Regions from separate parts of the Homo sapiens genome. Here all the other regions are linked to region 3. A link is a loop called in an ENCODE intact Hi-C map of the cell type or tissue named here. Cell type or tissue: Calu3. All regions are shown on one strand. Links, peaks and the distances in the headings refer to the core of each region. The heading gives the core; the rest is flanking DNA.

Region 1 (5,590 bases), core at 1,685-4,184, 280 kb before region 3:
TTATTTTCTGAAAATAAAGTGCTTCTACGACAAATGTGAACTATCTCTCTGTCTCTTTCTTTCAACATTTGTTATTGGGTCTAAATTTTTAAAGTAAATGCAAAGACTCACACCTTTCCACTAACAAAATTAACAAGTCATGTGGAAAGTTTACCAAAAATACAATTCATCCCGTAATTAATTATAACTCCACAATACTGGTTAGAATTTTTCAAAATATTCTAAGTATATATTAAAAAGTGATTATTTGACATAAACTTTTTGGCTGTTTGAAGTATGCAATTATATTTTAATAATTCCTAAAAATCTGGTTAGAAAACAATTGTTAAAACCAGTATAAATTTCTGTAATGTGAAAGAAACAGATTTGCAGAAATGATAACTTCCTTGTGTCCTTCCTATCCAGAGCTGAAGTGGAAAACAAAGGCATGTAAGGTAATGACTTTTTACCAAAATTCCAGTTATACAGGGATAACTAATGAAAAAAAAATCATTGCTGTAGTATTTTTAGAGTAGAAGTTCTCAATCTTTAATGTATCTGAGAATTACCTAGGTGATTGGATAAAACACAGATTTCTGGTTTCTGCCCACAAGCTTCTGATTCAGTGGGTTTGATAGGAGTCTAGAAAATTTGCATTTTTAAAGTGCTTTCAAGTGATACTCATGCTTTTTTTCCAAGGACTATGTTTTGAGAACCACTGATAAAGATTTTAATCAATCAAATCTATTTTGTAGTTCTTAGTGTTTTACATATACCTTTTTGTAGATATTTAAAGACATCCTGATTTATATGACAAAGATTTGATGATTTACTTTATGTACAAGGGTGACTTTTGATCCTTCAGAGACGATGTGGTTGGTCCACAATCAGATGTTTAAATTAGGGTTCTCCAGAGAAACAGAACCAATAGGATATATAGATAAGATAGAGAGATAGATAGAGGAGAGGTCATTTATTATTGAAATTGGTTCACACAATTATGGAGGCCAAGAAGTCTCACAATAGGCAAGCTGGATAGCCATGATAGCCAGTGGCGTAATTCAGTCTGAGTCCATAGTATAGATAAGATAGAGAGATAGATAGAGGAGAGGTCATTTATTATTGAAATTGGTTCACACAATTATGGAGGCCAAGAAGTCTCGCAATAGGCAAGCTGGATAGCCATGATAGCCAGTGGCGTAATTCAGTCTGAGTCCATAGGCCTGAGAACCAGGGGACCCAATGGTGTAATTCTCTGTTTGAGACCCAAGGCCTAAAAACTGGAAGGGGATGTGGAAAGACATGTGCATTGGTGGGGAGCTCTGATACCTGAGAGCTGAAGATGAATGTTGCAGCTCAGGAGTGTTAGGGAAATTTCTTTCTTCTTCCACCTTTTGGTTTTATCCAGGACCTCAACCTGCCCACATTAGTGTAGGCAGGTCTTTTTTACTCAGTATACTGATTTAAATGCTAATCTTTTCTGGAAATACCTCAACAGACACACCTAGAAATAATATTTTACCAGTTATCTGAGCATCCCTTGACCCAGTCATGTTGACACATACAATTTCATCCTTTATTCTGTTGCTGTTTGTTGATTTTTAATTTTATTTTTGTCCACTTCCACTGGAGGAGAGCAGTTGCACAGATCCTCATATAAGACTAGCTAGAAGAAAATCTGAAAGCAAGTTGGGATGTAGTTGATTGCAAAATATGTATTTGTGTAATAATGACTTTTAATCAGTGAAAAAAAGAAAGGTCTGTATGCCTAGGATATTTTAAAGTAGTATTCCAAAAACAAACAAACAAAAACAAATGAAATAAGCAAAAAAGAAAGAAGGAAGGGAAATAATCTCCACATTAGCCACTTGGAATTACTAACTCTAATTAATTGAGTTAATAGTATTTTAAAACAATGTAAACTTTTATTTTTTAATCCTTTCATTTTGTATCATCAGTGATGATACAGTTTCCAATTACAGATGTTGCTTTGCTCATGAAAAAAATATTTGAAATATTTAGTTTCACACTAAACATTCTAACATTTTGTCTTGAGTTCGTCTTGGCAAGATATTTCTATGCTGATTTGGCACATTACATTTTTGTGAGCCGATGAATACTGTGCAATTCTGTGTGAACTCCTCCAGTGCAAAGGCATTTTGCACTGGAAGCACACCAAATGCAAGTATGTGTTCCTTTGGCTTTCGTGATCTGTAAGTAATATATAGCTCTACTGGTTCCAGTATACAAACATGAAAACTGAACAGTGGAAAATTATAATATCATTTTTTGAGTGAAGTATATTTGGACACATGAGAGCTGTTATCTTAATTCTACCCATTTGCAGAACATATTACTTAGTTCATTTGTAAGAAACAATATATCAGAAAAGCTGTGCCTTTTTCCCCTTAAAACATTTAATTTTTTGACCATCAGTATATGCTGAATGTTAACTGAACTCTTTAGTAAACTGGTTTATCTGCCACTTTTCCAAACAGGTATAGAAACTGTCAATGCAGAAGTAAACCAACAGAAATGTTCAAGAAGATAATTCTACTTACTTCTATAGTCAAAAAATGTCAGTTGACAGCAGTTAGAGTGAAATTATTGGAAAACATAAATTTTAAATAACATATTTATGAAAGTCTAACTGCATACTAAAATATTATCTCTTGGTAAAATTTTATCTGAAATTGAAGAGGCATGGGGTAGAGATTATTAGAACTGTTACTAGAAAGATTTCATGAACAATGCTAATAAGCATTTATAAATCATTAATTTTTTTCATTTATCTCTATCATGGAAGAAAACACAAAAACAATATTTGTTAAATTTTAATGTCTGTCCTTCTCATGAAGAGGTGAGAAATGTGTGGCACTTTTGTATCCTATCCAAATAGTAAGTAATCATTTTAAAAGACTTTTCAAATGCTTAAAGTTTCCAGGATTGTATTTAGTAACGTAAAGCCCTCCAAAATTGGCCAACATTTCCCACGTAGTGAATTGAGCTGTTACGAGGTCCCATTCAGTCATCAGAAAAGATGCTAAGTATGAAGGGGAGACATTTAGGTCAAAGCTAGAATGCAGAAAAATAAAGTAAGGCCACAAAAGAGTCCCTGTCAAAGAGAAAGTGTTCAGATATACACCCATTATTAATAAAAACGACAGCTTGATCTGATTCCATCTTTCATTCAGGAATGGCATGAAGAAAATCTTACTAATCTCAAGAAATATCCAACTGTACCTCCACATTATATGAGATCCTGACATCAGTTAGTGTACCTTAGGAATGCTCTCCCGTTATTTTCTTTCTTTAGAACCAATGTATAAACCTCCCTTTCTTTTCACACAGTCATTCCACTGTTTGGAACTTCTGGTAACATTAAAGTTCATTCCCTTGTGGTAATTGATACATCAGTCACACAAGCCATTTTTTCTGTATATTCTTAAAGTATCACTGTAGATCAAAACATAATGTAAAAAGATAAAAGTGACCTGTGTTTGGAAATGTAAAATTTACTCTCCTTTAACCACCCACTTTTCAATTTCCTCTCAAGGCAAACTTTGAAGGGCCATTCTGAGACTCTTTTTTTTTTTTTTTTTTTTTTTTAATTCCTTCCTGAGGGACTTGTTTTTTCTTTTGAAAGGGAAGAATGGGTTTTGCAGACTTTTCTCATATAAAAGGAAAATACAAGATAAAATAGAACAGAAAAAAAGCATTTCCCCAACAACAAAACAAAGTTGGAAAACAGCTGTTTAGCAACACCTTACTTCCCAAACACACTGATAAGGAATTATTATTTTGCAATAGAAATAATGATAAACATAAAGTTACTGTCTTGCACTATGATTTTGAATGTATGCTCTGACATTTCACTTCTAATTTTCCCCTGGTTTGGCCTTGTGACTACCATGAACAAAGCAAACAGCCTTCACTGTCCTTTCTTAGCTGTGAAGTACAGATAATTCTAATTTCTCTGCTAACCTTTCAGTGCCACTGAGAGAATGAGATGAGAAGATGGTGCACATGCTTTTAGAACCTTCAGATGTTATTTAAATACGTAGTGGTTTTCATATTGTTGTTGATTTGATAAAGTAATATAGTATTCATTCATTTACTCAATTATAAATTATTCAATACATATTTATTAACTGTCTAATGTGAAAAATTTGAATGAAGGTTTTTGCTGATGTAGTATTTTTAAAAAAGTTGAAAAACTATTATTTTTGTTTAATGTTCTGAGAAGGAAAAGAAAACAGACACATAATACATTATTAGATTGTTCAAATTGGAAATTAAAGTAATAGGAAACCTTTAAATAATTCATTTTGAAAATACAGTCTAGCAACATCAAATAAGGAAAGAATAGATGATAATACAGAAGGGAGGCCCCATGTGGGAATGGAATATACAAGATTTAAAGAACCTGGTACTTCTGGAAGAATTTAGTAATTTTTATGCCCTTTAAGTGTCTCTCTAATATTTACTTGTTACCCAAATATAAGTTATATCAGGAGACAATATGTGGTTAAGATATTAAGAGGATAAGCTACAGTGCCAGATTATCTGTGTTTAAATCTTGGCTCTAATATTATAGCTAAGTGGACGTTCAAAAAGTTTCTTCAGTTCTCTATGCTTATATTTTCTTACTGATAAACTAGGATGATAATCACACCTACTTTGCAGGATTGTTGTGTGGATGAAATAAATTCCTATGTGGGAAGTGCTTGGAGGAATGTCTGGGAGCCTCTGAACCATTAGAGCTGTTTAAATATTATTGTTATCTGCATATTTTTCTTCAGAGTCTCTAAATAAAAACCTTGCACACTAATTCACAATATGAAGATCATTTATAATAACTATCCCAGATAATTTAGGGCACAGATAATAATAACATTAATAATTACCACATATAAGGAGAGATTAGCTTTGCCTTGCACTGTCCTGAATTTGTTACATGCCGCATTTATCATCTCAACCTTATGTAGTTACTAAAATTATCCCCATTTTGCATGTAAGAAAATGGAAGCATCCTAAGAAAAACTAATTTACCCAAGCTTGTACAGCTAGAAAATGATTGAGCTGTGGTTTGAATCTAGACACTCCATCTCCAGAACTTGCACTGTTAACTTCCAGTGCCTTGAAAAGTACCATATAGATATAAATATTAATATCTGTGGTATCTCTAAGCTACTTAAAATGTTGACAAGGACATCCAGTTACTCAAATATTCTGAATAAACAGGATTTTATTATACATGTTTTAATGCACCATTAAAATTTCAAATATACTCTAAATCTTGAGCTTTATTAATAACGTTGCATAGTATATTGTATTAGTAGATTTGCCACAAGATGGCATGCTTCACTAGGAAGTGTTCATTCTTGCCAGGTGCAAAGATATAAAATGTGATATTCTATAATAGGGCTAGGGGAAAAAAGTGTGTAGCCTTCTCTGATTGTTTTACATGAACAGATATTTCACTTTAATTTTACCATGCTCATTCTGGGCAAACAACCTGCAACCATATTATTCAGCTCTTGCATTCAAAGCTACGCCTTTGTTTCCATTAAAGACATTTTCACAAGGACAAAAAACCAAACACCACATG
Region 2 (5,590 bases), core at 1,685-4,184, 89 kb after region 3:
GCTCTGGCACTGGAAGCCTGACTATGTGCTCTTGCCTGCATTTCCAGGAAAAAACCCAGCCTGGGGAAGCCCCTGGTTTTTCAGATGGAAGACGCAAATTTAATATACTACCACAATAAGAAACAAGTTCAAAGATTTTCACTTACAGATCCTGGGCAGGGAGGCACAATGAGTCAAGAGGGCAGTCCTCTGTCCCCAGGTCACAGGAGGCAGGAATGAAGAGTCAGACAGAGAGGGAGAAGAGCACATGGCAACTAGCGGTATATGTAAGTGAATATGGTGTGGGTCACTTTACATTCCCACGCAAAGCCTGACTGTCCTTTTAAAAGAAGCGGGAGAGATGGATCTAAGTTTTTTGGCTAGGTTGAGTCATGTAAGTGTGGTGTAGAACTGGAAATTGTGTCAAAAATGACTAAGCCCCGCTTCTGGTATCAGAAAGTTTAACTTGTATTCAAAATGAATGCCGAGGCAACACAAAATTATAACAATTCATCATAATATGTTGTTTTGTATTCTGGAAGGCCTATTGTCAGGGTGGATTTCTAAAAGTGAGATTATAGATCAAAGGGAATTTTCCTTGATAGAGATTGACCATTTTGCAAGACATGAGAGTTACTGCTTTCCAAAAGCCACAGCTACAGAATAAACCGTAAAACTTTTGAAATTTTCCGGTTTCCCAGTAATAGTAATCTCTGCATTTTTATAAAGAATAATATGGTGCATATTTTTGTATATTTTATGTACATTTATTTTTTCTGTGTAAGTTCTATCCATTCTTTTACCCATTTTTATATATACTTTTAATCTCTTATTTCTTCAGATTAACAGATTTTTATATATTAGAGAGATTAGCTAAAGGGTACTTTTGTGAGACACTATATAAGGTTTGTTTTTCTGTTTCTGCCTCAAATGATGTAGAAGTTACTGTTATCAGAACACGCCTGTGCTCTATTACAGGGCAACTAATCATCTTTTCAGGTCCAATAAAAATCCATGTCCTGGCTGCATCCTTCCCTGAGCACTTCTTCCCTCCTTTTTCACTAGAAGTGAAGAATGATTTATTCCCTCCATCAATCAAGGATGAAAGAAGAAGTGAGACAGGTTCTTGTGGACATCAGGAAATACAGTTTCTCTATGAGCTGTGGGTTTAGAGAGAAAGGGTTTGGAGGAAATGATTGTCACCTAATATAGAAGACATTGGTGGAGACTCATGAACACTATTCTCCTTGCTTTCCATGTAGTTGTGGGTTAATGGTCCTTGCACCTCCTGCACAGCTGGAGTATACTGCTGTCTGGCATTTAAGACCAACCTCTTTACACGTAGCAAAGTCCCTCTCTAAACCTCTCTGAACCACAGCAATGGAAAGGAAGTGACAGATTGAAAAACTGTGTGGAAGTTACAATTTTAGGCTATGATGATTGATTCCTTTGGACCAGGATCTGTTAAAATTCAAGAAAACATTTTTCAACCATGGTACTCATCAGAATCCCTCAGAGAGCTTCTTCAAAATTAACTTTCCAAGGCCCCACCCTACCCCTAGTGACTCAGAAGTTCTGTGACTACATCCAAGGCTATTGATGGAGATGAGGATGAGGTGTAAAATGGTACCTGGAAGTGTTCTGATAATGAGCATGTTTTTATAGATATATCGGTCATTCAAGTATATTCATTTTTTATAGTATTTTTAAAATGTGTCATTGCCTATTTTAAAGGATTTTTTATACATTCTGATGGTAACCTATTACCAGCTATCTGTATGACAGATAACTTTCTCACATTATAGCCTTGACTTTTTTTAATGTATTTAATTTGTCTTTTAATTTAGTTTCTAAAATGTTTAATATAGTTAAATATATCAATCTCAACTTTTGTGTTTTTGTACATTTTTGTACTTCTTTAAAGTGCATTTCCCTGGCCTAAAGCCATAATCTATCGTTTTCAAATTAAAAAAAACTTTCAATTTTTACATTTCAGTCTTAAATCCACCTAGAACTGATTATTTGCTTAATAGTATGAAATAGAAATCTAATTGTGTTATTTTCCACACATATAAGCAGTTTCCCAATGAATTTGTTAGCAGTCAACTAGACTACTCTTCCAAAAAGTTCTTCTTGTGAAGAAAAAAAAAAAGACTCAATACAATAGATACAGATACAGATGAGGAGGAGATTGTAGCTTTCAGTATACATTTGCAAAACATGTTCTAGAATCAAGGTCTTCTTCATGGATATACATGACCTGTGCAGTTGGAAAGAGTACTATATACCTAGAGGGGCCCTGAGAATAGTTCAATGTTTTGCTATTGGCATAATGAAATTCTTAGTAATTTTTCAACATGAAGCCCCACTTTTTATTTTGCACTGGGACCTTACAAATTATTTATGTAGCTAATTCTGTCAAGGAGACATTGTCTGGCAACAGTTGTCATTAGTTTGCTCTTACCACTTTCTGGCTTCTATTGATTGAGTTTTTACAGAATTAAGGACATATATCTGCTCTTCTTTTTAAGAAAAGATTCTACTTTTTGCTTTTGTTTTCTAAAATTAAAAATTTCAGCTGGCCCTCCAGATAAAAAGGATCAAATACAATTCATATGTTGGCTTTAGTGAAAAACGGCAGATTACTATGTGATTTATATTGCTATAAATAAGTGATAAAAATTATCAAATCAAAATTAGACTCTAGTAATAAATTGTATAACCATTAGAAAATGAATCAATCAATAAATATTGATAAATAAAGGATGAGATAGAGAAGGCAAGTGGTGACTATTAAACGTGAAGTAAGATTATTGGCACTTAACTATTTTCTCAGCCTACATTGACTGATTTTTTTTTCCTCCCTGTTGAAATCCACCAATTAGCAATATAGTGAATCTGATAACCTTCAAAACTGCAAAAGCTCTCTAGCAGAGACCTATGACCTGAACTTTGCTTTTCTATCTACATCTAGCTGAGATCAATAAACACTGAGTAACTGGGAATTGAGGTTAGTGAGGAAAAAGGAAGGGAAGTGATTTGATTCCCAAGAGAAGAATATAGGTTCTCAGCACAGTGAGATTCTCTGAACAGTATAAATGCATCCCCATCTTACAGCTGAAAGTCTGGAAAGTCATGATAGGAATGCGCCTACCCCACTTTAATTGCATGTGCCTGCAAGGATGGATACTTTTGGGTTTGAAAATAACATACTTCATTTCTCATAAAGATGGACATAGGTAAGCAGGGGGAAAATAGATTGAAAGGGGGAAAATAGATTGAAAGGTTTGGGGTGAGAAACATAAGAGAGAGTGGAAGCTGGGAAAGTTTGTAACCATAAGAGTGCCTGCATTTGAGCAGATACCAGAGGCAGAAAAGCAAGAGCTTCCCTCCAGTGAGTTCTGAGTGATTCTGGGAAGTAGAGCAGACTGGGATTCAGCTCATATATGAGAGATTACCTGATATAATTCTAAACAAGGACATATATTCTCAAACTTTAATTTATTTACTTGATATCATTGTCCAATGCTTAGCTAGAAAAGTGACAGAAAGATTCAAGGGACATAAATTAGTTAATTAAATCTTCATTATTTTTTAAACCAGTAGAGGGACCCATTTCTCATCAAAATAATTTTTTATTTCTCCATCTTTGGAAGTCATTTTTGCTAACCATACTTGATTCCAGCCATTTTAAATTATCCCTAGTGGTGTTTGGGGCTCTACAAAAATGATGATGATAAGGGCTATGATCAAAAGGAGGAGTATCTAAGACAAAGTCTTGGGGCAGGAGCCACTGGGATAGAAAAATGAAACTAAAAAAGAAAACCGAAAAGTAGCTGGAAGCAGGGTATATGTGTGTAGGGTGGCTTAAGAAGGACAGGTGGCAAGACATTTTTTTAAAAAGATGAAATGAACTATAAGCCAATTTGAGAGTCATTATGATTATCAGGAAATCAAAGAAAAGGAGATCCAAGGATAGAAGATTCATGGGATGGCTCTGCCATGGGCCTGAGGTCTGTGGAGATAACATTTCCTCTCCTTCGAAAGGAGGTTAGAATAGAGATATCTACTTTACTAGGAGAAAAGCAGAGAAAGATGAGAAGGAATGAAATAGTTATCATAACAGGCATCTTAAGATGTAAATTATTTTATTCCTTCTAAGGTAGGACAGTATATTTCCACCTATAGGTCAAAATCCAATACTAAAATGCAAAATCAATTTAGTAGTGAGTGACCAACACTTAAAAACAAAAACAAAACAAGAAAAAACCCAACAAATAAAAAGATAATATAATAGAAGTAAATGGAAATGAAATAAAATAGAATTAAAAACTATCATCATGCACTGATGAAAATATGAAAATAAAAATTAATTTATGATAATATTTTATCAATATTATATGTATATCTATTAAAACATTTCTTATTGATAATAGGAGTAAAATATATTTTAAATATAGACTCAAGAAAGCCTCTAAGTTTTCTTCTAACTCTATGTTGTTTAGATCACTGAATTCCTGAGGACAGGGAGAGCTTATTTCAGGAGACTGGAAGAAGGGCAAAAATAGGGAAAGCAGAAGATTTCAAAAATATCCTACATACACAAGATAGAAAAATGGTGTTATAGTGACATAGAACTTTGTGTGTAGTTTTTTAAAAACTTTTCAAGCATTGTTTTTAGTTAATCCGATCAGGATATGCACTTATTTCAGAGTAACTTAAACTTTTTAGATTTATTTGTTAAGAGAAGCAGTTAGATTTTTGAATAAAGGGAAACAGAAAAAGATAAAGCAAAATTTGAAACTTTTATTTAATCCACAGCAGAGAGCAGCTACCTACTAAACTTATTAACCTAGAAAGAAGACATTCCAACTATTATATTCTTACCATCCATTAAATTGAATTTGTAAGGGAGTAATAGAAGGCTGCTGGTTAAACCAAAAATTTGTGAAAGCAGTAAAACTAAATAAGCTTTTGCTAAAATATTATATACAATTCATGAGCATTTATGTTTCACTGTACAAATGTTAATCCTAAACTCAGACACTGTCTCACCGAATGAGGTAAAACTGAAGCTTGTTAAAACCCAGACAGTGCAGCTGAACCAAGGAAATGGGGGAAAGTATAAACAAATCAAATGCTTAAACTTGAAATGAAGACGTGTCAACATAAACATAACTGTACTTCTCATTTTCCTCACATGTAATACTGGCAACACAACGGGAGCCAGTTTTGCGTCGTGTAAACTGAGCAGTGGTATTTCATTCTATTTCGGAACCTAGCAATTAGATGCTCTCTTAGAATTACTGAAGAGTGTGAACATTCATATTTTTACATTTCCATATGTATTTTTCCCATGCCAGAAAGTGCTAGTTATGTTTTCTTAAATATCTGTATCTACAATAACAGCAACAACAATAAAAAAAAGCTAGGGAATGTATCAATTATCTTTTGCTGTGCAACAGACCACCCCAAAACTTATTGGCTTAAAACAACAAGTATTTATTATTTTCACAATTCTTTAGATTGCTTAGACAGTTTTTTTTTTCTGTCTATACAGGCTCAGCCAAGGCTAAATGGTCTAGAATCATCTCAATCATATCTGACAGTT
Region 3 (5,590 bases), core at 1,337-3,836:
GTTTGGTAGCCTAAAACCTGTCATGGTGGGAGCATTAACACCAAAAATATTGGCAAATGCTTCAAATCAGGCTCTCTCTTTTCCCTGAAGAGGTGATTGCTAAACACCTGTCAGCATATCCCTATGTTTAACTTGTTTCTTCTTAGACTATAAGCTTTTTAAGAGCATAGCTTGGGCCTTACCCATACATGTACTCTCCTTGTGGTGCAAGTATGACAATGGATGGTGGTTTCATTGAATTTTTAAAAAATGTCTGTTGAATTAACAATCAGAGAAAAACATTCAACATAAGGTTGAAAATGTGGTTTGGAGTTTACTTTTGAGAACATAACATGAGCTATGTATGGACATGGTCATAGTTAACTTCGAGAAAAGAAGAAAATAACACATATGTGTAATGTGCCTTAAAGCTTGTGCAGCTATTTCATTTATATGTCAAAATTCAGGAGAAAAATCTTCTTAACATGGAATTTATTTATATTATAATAATCTTAGAGTCTACCAATATGTGGTTTATGGAACCATCTGGAGATCATGACAAAGGAGCTTTAACTTAGGTCCATTTGAACAAAAACAGCATCATATTATGTAGATAAGCATAATAGTAAGGTAGATGAAGTTTACCTCTGCTTCTCCCTTCAGGATCACACTGTCTTCTCAGTATTCTATGACACCTGATCATATGAAATAATATAAGTTATTTAAATGCACAACTCATAATACCTATAGATTTCTACAGAGAAATTCAATTTTAAGTGTATAAAGCTATGTTTACTTTGAATAAAGGAGTAGGCATCTAAAGGTGGGGTTTCAAATTAGTGAGCTAGGTAAAAGGATAATCAGAGCATAGGATTTCACTGGTCCTAAGCCTGACTACAGGTAGCTGGTCACTCTTTACATCATTTCATAAGATGAGGTACATCTGGACATACTAGAAAATTCAAGGTTCTAAATCATACTTGTTCCTTGATACAACCAAATTCCTTTATCCTAAAACAGCTCAACAACACAAAGAACAATTATATTGGCCAAATAAAAATTGAGCGCATTCAATAAAGCAAAACATTTTGTACTGTACTTTGTATTTATTTAAGTGATATATTTATTATCACTCTAAAGGCATAAAAATAAAATCATATTAGTTATAAATTTAACTGGTCATCTTTATTGAAAAGCAAATATGATATCCTGACTGTCCCAGAAAATAAAAAACATATGGTTACTATAAATATGATTAAGTCTTACTTTGTGCTTTTCAGCGCGGCATGGTGAAACAAATCAGGTTTCTCATCCTTCTAACATCATTTGTGTCTCTAAAATCTATGTAAATGGATACGCATTAGGGGACACCATTCAGAATTTAAGCGACAGTCTTTTCAAAAAATGAATTAATATGTCTTTTTTAGAAATTGCTTTGTCTTCTAAATATATGTTTTTAAAATGTCTTTGTTGTTTTATTAGTTATTAAATCACTAGAATCTACTTGGAAATGATTTCTTGTATTTGTATTAGGTAATAGCATAGGTATCATCATCCTAGACATGTTTTCAACATTTTTTCCTCCCTAATTTAAATCTATACTGCATAACTTTTTTGAAATGTCCACATAATTTTTCATTTTAGGCCTTTACTGATTGTGTGTACTATCATGACTACGTATTTTAATTGTTCAATTTTGTGTTTTTAAATAGCTGCCGGTCGTGTGTGTTTTCGTCACATAAAGCCCTTTATAATTAAGTGTAGGATCACAATTAGATTTATTGCAAAATAACAAAAATGTTTGCTGTTTTTAGAAAGTCACAATTTCCAATTTCTAAGTCAGCCAGTTTGGAGGACAAGTTTAATTTAACAATGACGTTGTCTAATATTTCACAATATTCAGTGATCTATTTATAATCCACTTATCAGCTTTGTGTCCTTGAATTCATCTTTAAGAAGGGGATTTTCCAGTAAATGCACCATAATGCTGCTGTAAGGATGGAAAGAGATAATTAATGTAGTTGGGATATAATACACCCTCCATATTAACAGCAGCTATAATTAAGAATGTCATATGTTTTTAACTTTAATTAATTTGTAAACTAAGTCATAAAAATGATAAAAAGACTGTTACAAATTACTTAGTCAGTGTATTTATAAAAAGTTGACCATATATTTCACTAGTATTGCTTGCTTTTGTTTCAAAAAGTTGATTCAATTAAACTACAAAACCCTGTATAAAAGCCTCCATTATCATCATAAGTATTCACTTGAATCTAGGTGTTGACACCAGTGCATTTCTCTAATTATTAACAGAAAGAATGATTAAAATCCAAAGCTGAGTCATTGGGCTTTTGAAACAACCAGTCCTTTGAAAAATCAGGATTTAGGACTTTTTGTGGGCTGATATTTACACAGTTACCAGCAGGTGGCAGTATGTATATGAAAGTGTGTCGTAAATAATGCAACTTGCAGGTTACTGGCTATTACTAACCAAGAGATGTGCATGCACTTAAAAACACTATTTACAGGGGAAATCATGGGTTTCTAACTGCTTTGAAATTCCTTGTTATTATCTTACCATGTCCCTCAAGGAAGACTATATGGTTGTCACTTGTGAACTGCATGAAATCTTAAATCTAGCCAAGGTCCAGCTTTCCAGGGAGGTCAGAGTTACTGGCTGACCTTGGCTTGACACTTCTCTGTCACTTATGATAATACAGCCTGTTTAACTATGAGATTTTCTAAGATACACTCTCATAAATAATTATTTGTTGAGGAGTTCTTCAGTCTGCACATATGCAGACAGTGCTATGCTGTGCCATCCATAGCAGACAGGGCTATATTGAAAACATGAATAAGAAAGGATGAAAATAAAAGCAGAGAAAAAAATTCTAATGTAGATTATTAAGACTTACTAAACGATAAAATTATATTTTTTTCAGCCAACTGGGAGAAAGTATAATCTTGTTGTAAAATTTAATATGGAAGTATATATGGAACTCCACATTTTTCTTTTTTTATCTTGCCACTCTTGTCTTTAAAACCTATGTATGAAGGTCAGAGGTCACTTATCATAGTAGTTCGCCCTCCCTGGTTTCCCTGGTCATGACTATGGCTTTTGCAGAAGATGTGTCAGCTAAATGGTGATAGAGATTTCTAGACCAGGCAGGGTTGGTAACTATCAGTGACTGAAAATATGGAGCACTGGTGAGTGGTGTGGAGAAGGCAAGAAGTACTTGAGGAAGCAGTGGCAATGGAGGAGGTCCTTGCTATTTACACTGAATTTATGAAAGTTTCCTTTTCCTTTTTTCTCCTAAGAAAAAGTACTTACCTGCATGTTTTTATATTATATCTTGCATATTTTGTTTAAAATATGAATATGCTTGTGTGCATCTGTGTAAATAGGCAAGGAGAGAGTAAAAAGGAAAGTGGCATTAAAAATTTATCATTTTCCCTGAAAATTTATTTTGCAGTTTAGAGTCATAAATATTTTGTGAATTCTTAACCTCAATGAAAATCTGAGATACAAAGCATTCTGAAAAAAACATGTAACTTACTTACTGATTCCTCTGTTCAAGAAAGAAGGCCATATAGTAGCTGTGTTTCTAGGTGTTTGAGGAACTACCACACTGTTCTCCATTGTGGCTGTACTAGTTTTCATTCCCACCAATAATGTATAAGAGTTCACTTTCCTCTGCATCCTTGCCAGCATTTTTTGTCTTTTTGATAATAGCTATTCTAAATGGAATGAGATGATACCTTATTGTGGTTTTGAATTGCGTTTCCCTGATGATTCGTGATGTTGAGTATTTTTGTAAATATTTTTTGGCCATTTGTATGCCTTCTTTTGAGAAATATCTGTTTACATCATTTGCCCATTTTTTAAAGTTTAACTTTTATTTTAAGTTCAGGTTTGTTATATTGGTAAACTTGTGCCATGTAGAGTTTGTTGTACAGATTATTTTGTCACCCAGGTATTAAGCCTAGAATTCTTTATCAATTTTTCCTGATCCTCTCCCTCCTCCTATCCTCCACCATCCAATAGGCCCCAGGGTGTGTTGTTCTCTTCTGTGTGTCCATGTATTCTCATCATATAGCTCCTACTTATAAGTGAGAACATGCAGTATTTGGTTTTCTGTTCAGTGTTAGTTTGATAAGGGTAATGACCCCCAGCTCCATCCATGTTTCTTCAAAAAGATATGATCTTGTTTTTTTATGGCTGCTTAATATTCCATGGTATATATGTATCATATTTTCTTTATCCAGTTTGTTATTGATGAACATTTAGGTTGATTCCATGTCTTAGATATTGTGACTAGTGCTACAATGAACACATGCTTGCATGTGTCTTTATGATAGAATGACTTATATTCTTTGGGTATATACCCAGTTATGGGATTGCTGGGTCGAATGGTATTTCCGTTTTTAGGTCTTTGAGGAATTGCCACACTGTCTTCCACAATGGTTGAACTAATTTACACTGTGACCAACCGTGTATAAGCATTCTTTACTCCACAACCTTGCCATCATCTGTTATTTTTTGACTTTTTAATAATAGCTATTCTGACTGGTGTGAGATGGTATCCCATTGGGGTTTTGATATGCATTTCCCTAATGATCATTGATGTTGAGCTTTTTTTATATGATAGTTGGCTACATGTATGTCTTCTTATAAAGTGTCTATACATGTCCTTTGGCCACTTTTAAATGGTGTTGTTTTTCTCTTGTAAATTTGCTTAAGTTCCTCATAGATGCTGGATATTAGAACTTTGTCAGATGCATAGTTTGCAAAAATTTTCTCCCATTTGTAGGTTTCCTGTTAACTCTGTTGACATCTTCCTTTGTTGTGCAGAACTCTTTAATTAGATCCCATTTTTAAATTTTTGCTTCTGTTGCATTTGCTTTTGTTGTCTTCATCATTAAATCTTTGCTCGTTCCTGTATCCAAAATGGTATTGCCTAGATTATCTTCCAGAGTTTCTTGTACTTTTGGTTTTTACATTTAAGTCTTTAATTCATCTTGAGTTAATTTTTGTATATGGGGTAAGGAAGGAGTCCAGTTTTAATCACCTGCATATGGCTAGCCAGTTTTCTCAGCACCATTTATCAAATAGAAAGTCCTTTCCCCATTGTTTGTTTTTGAAAGATTTATCAAAGACCAGATAGTCATAGGTCTGCAGCATTATTTCTGGGTTCTCTGTTCTGTCCCATTGTTCTATGTGTCTGTTTTTGTACCAGTACCATGCTGTTTTGGTTACTCTAGCCCTGTAGTATAGTTTGAAGTTAGGTAGCTTGATGACTCCAGCTTTGTTCTTTTTGCTTAGTATTGCCTTGGTTATTTGGATTCTCTTCTGATTTCACCTGAATTTTCAAATAGTTTTTTTTTTCTAATTCTGTGAAGAATGTCAATGTTAATTTTAATAGAAATAGCATTGAATTTACAAATTGCTTTAGCCATGTGTGCATTTTAAAGATACTGTTTCTTCCTATCCATGAGCATGGAATGCTTTTTTTCATTTGTTCATGTCATCTCTAATTTATTTGATCAGTGGTTTATAGTTCTCCTTGTAGAGATATTTCACTTCCTTCATTAGCTGTATTGCTAGATA

Evidence for each region. Peaks named below come from ENCODE experiments on the same cell type or tissue, not always from the same donor. Only the 100,000 strongest peaks of a DNase experiment are listed, where the experiment ranks them.
Region 1: it touches region 3 in a loop (3-fold over the local background); 6 of 110 quality-filtered maps call a loop at or near these places.
Region 2: a loop joins it to region 3, with 2.3 times the contacts of the local background. A loop is called at or near these places in 6 of 110 quality-filtered maps.

What each region holds. Positions count from the first base shown.
Region 1 is chr7:85,829,763-85,835,352 of GRCh38, reverse strand. No RefSeq gene overlaps it. Among named protein-coding and RNA genes, the nearest start is that of LINC00972, 410 kb to the right of the region's middle. In Calu3, for the core only: no CTCF peak of the experiment used is centred there; no DNase peak of the experiment used is centred there.
Region 2 is chr7:85,462,463-85,468,052 of GRCh38, reverse strand. The region is part of intron 2 of LINC00972 (long intergenic non-protein coding RNA 972); the gene reads right to left. Among named protein-coding and RNA genes, the nearest start is that of LINC00972, 44 kb to the right of the region's middle. In Calu3, for the core only: no CTCF peak of the experiment used is centred there; no DNase peak of the experiment used is centred there.
Region 3 is chr7:85,551,280-85,556,869 of GRCh38, reverse strand. No RefSeq gene overlaps it. Among named protein-coding and RNA genes, the nearest start is that of LINC00972, 130 kb to the right of the region's middle. In Calu3, for the core only: no CTCF peak of the experiment used is centred there; a DNase peak (open chromatin) is centred at 2,409.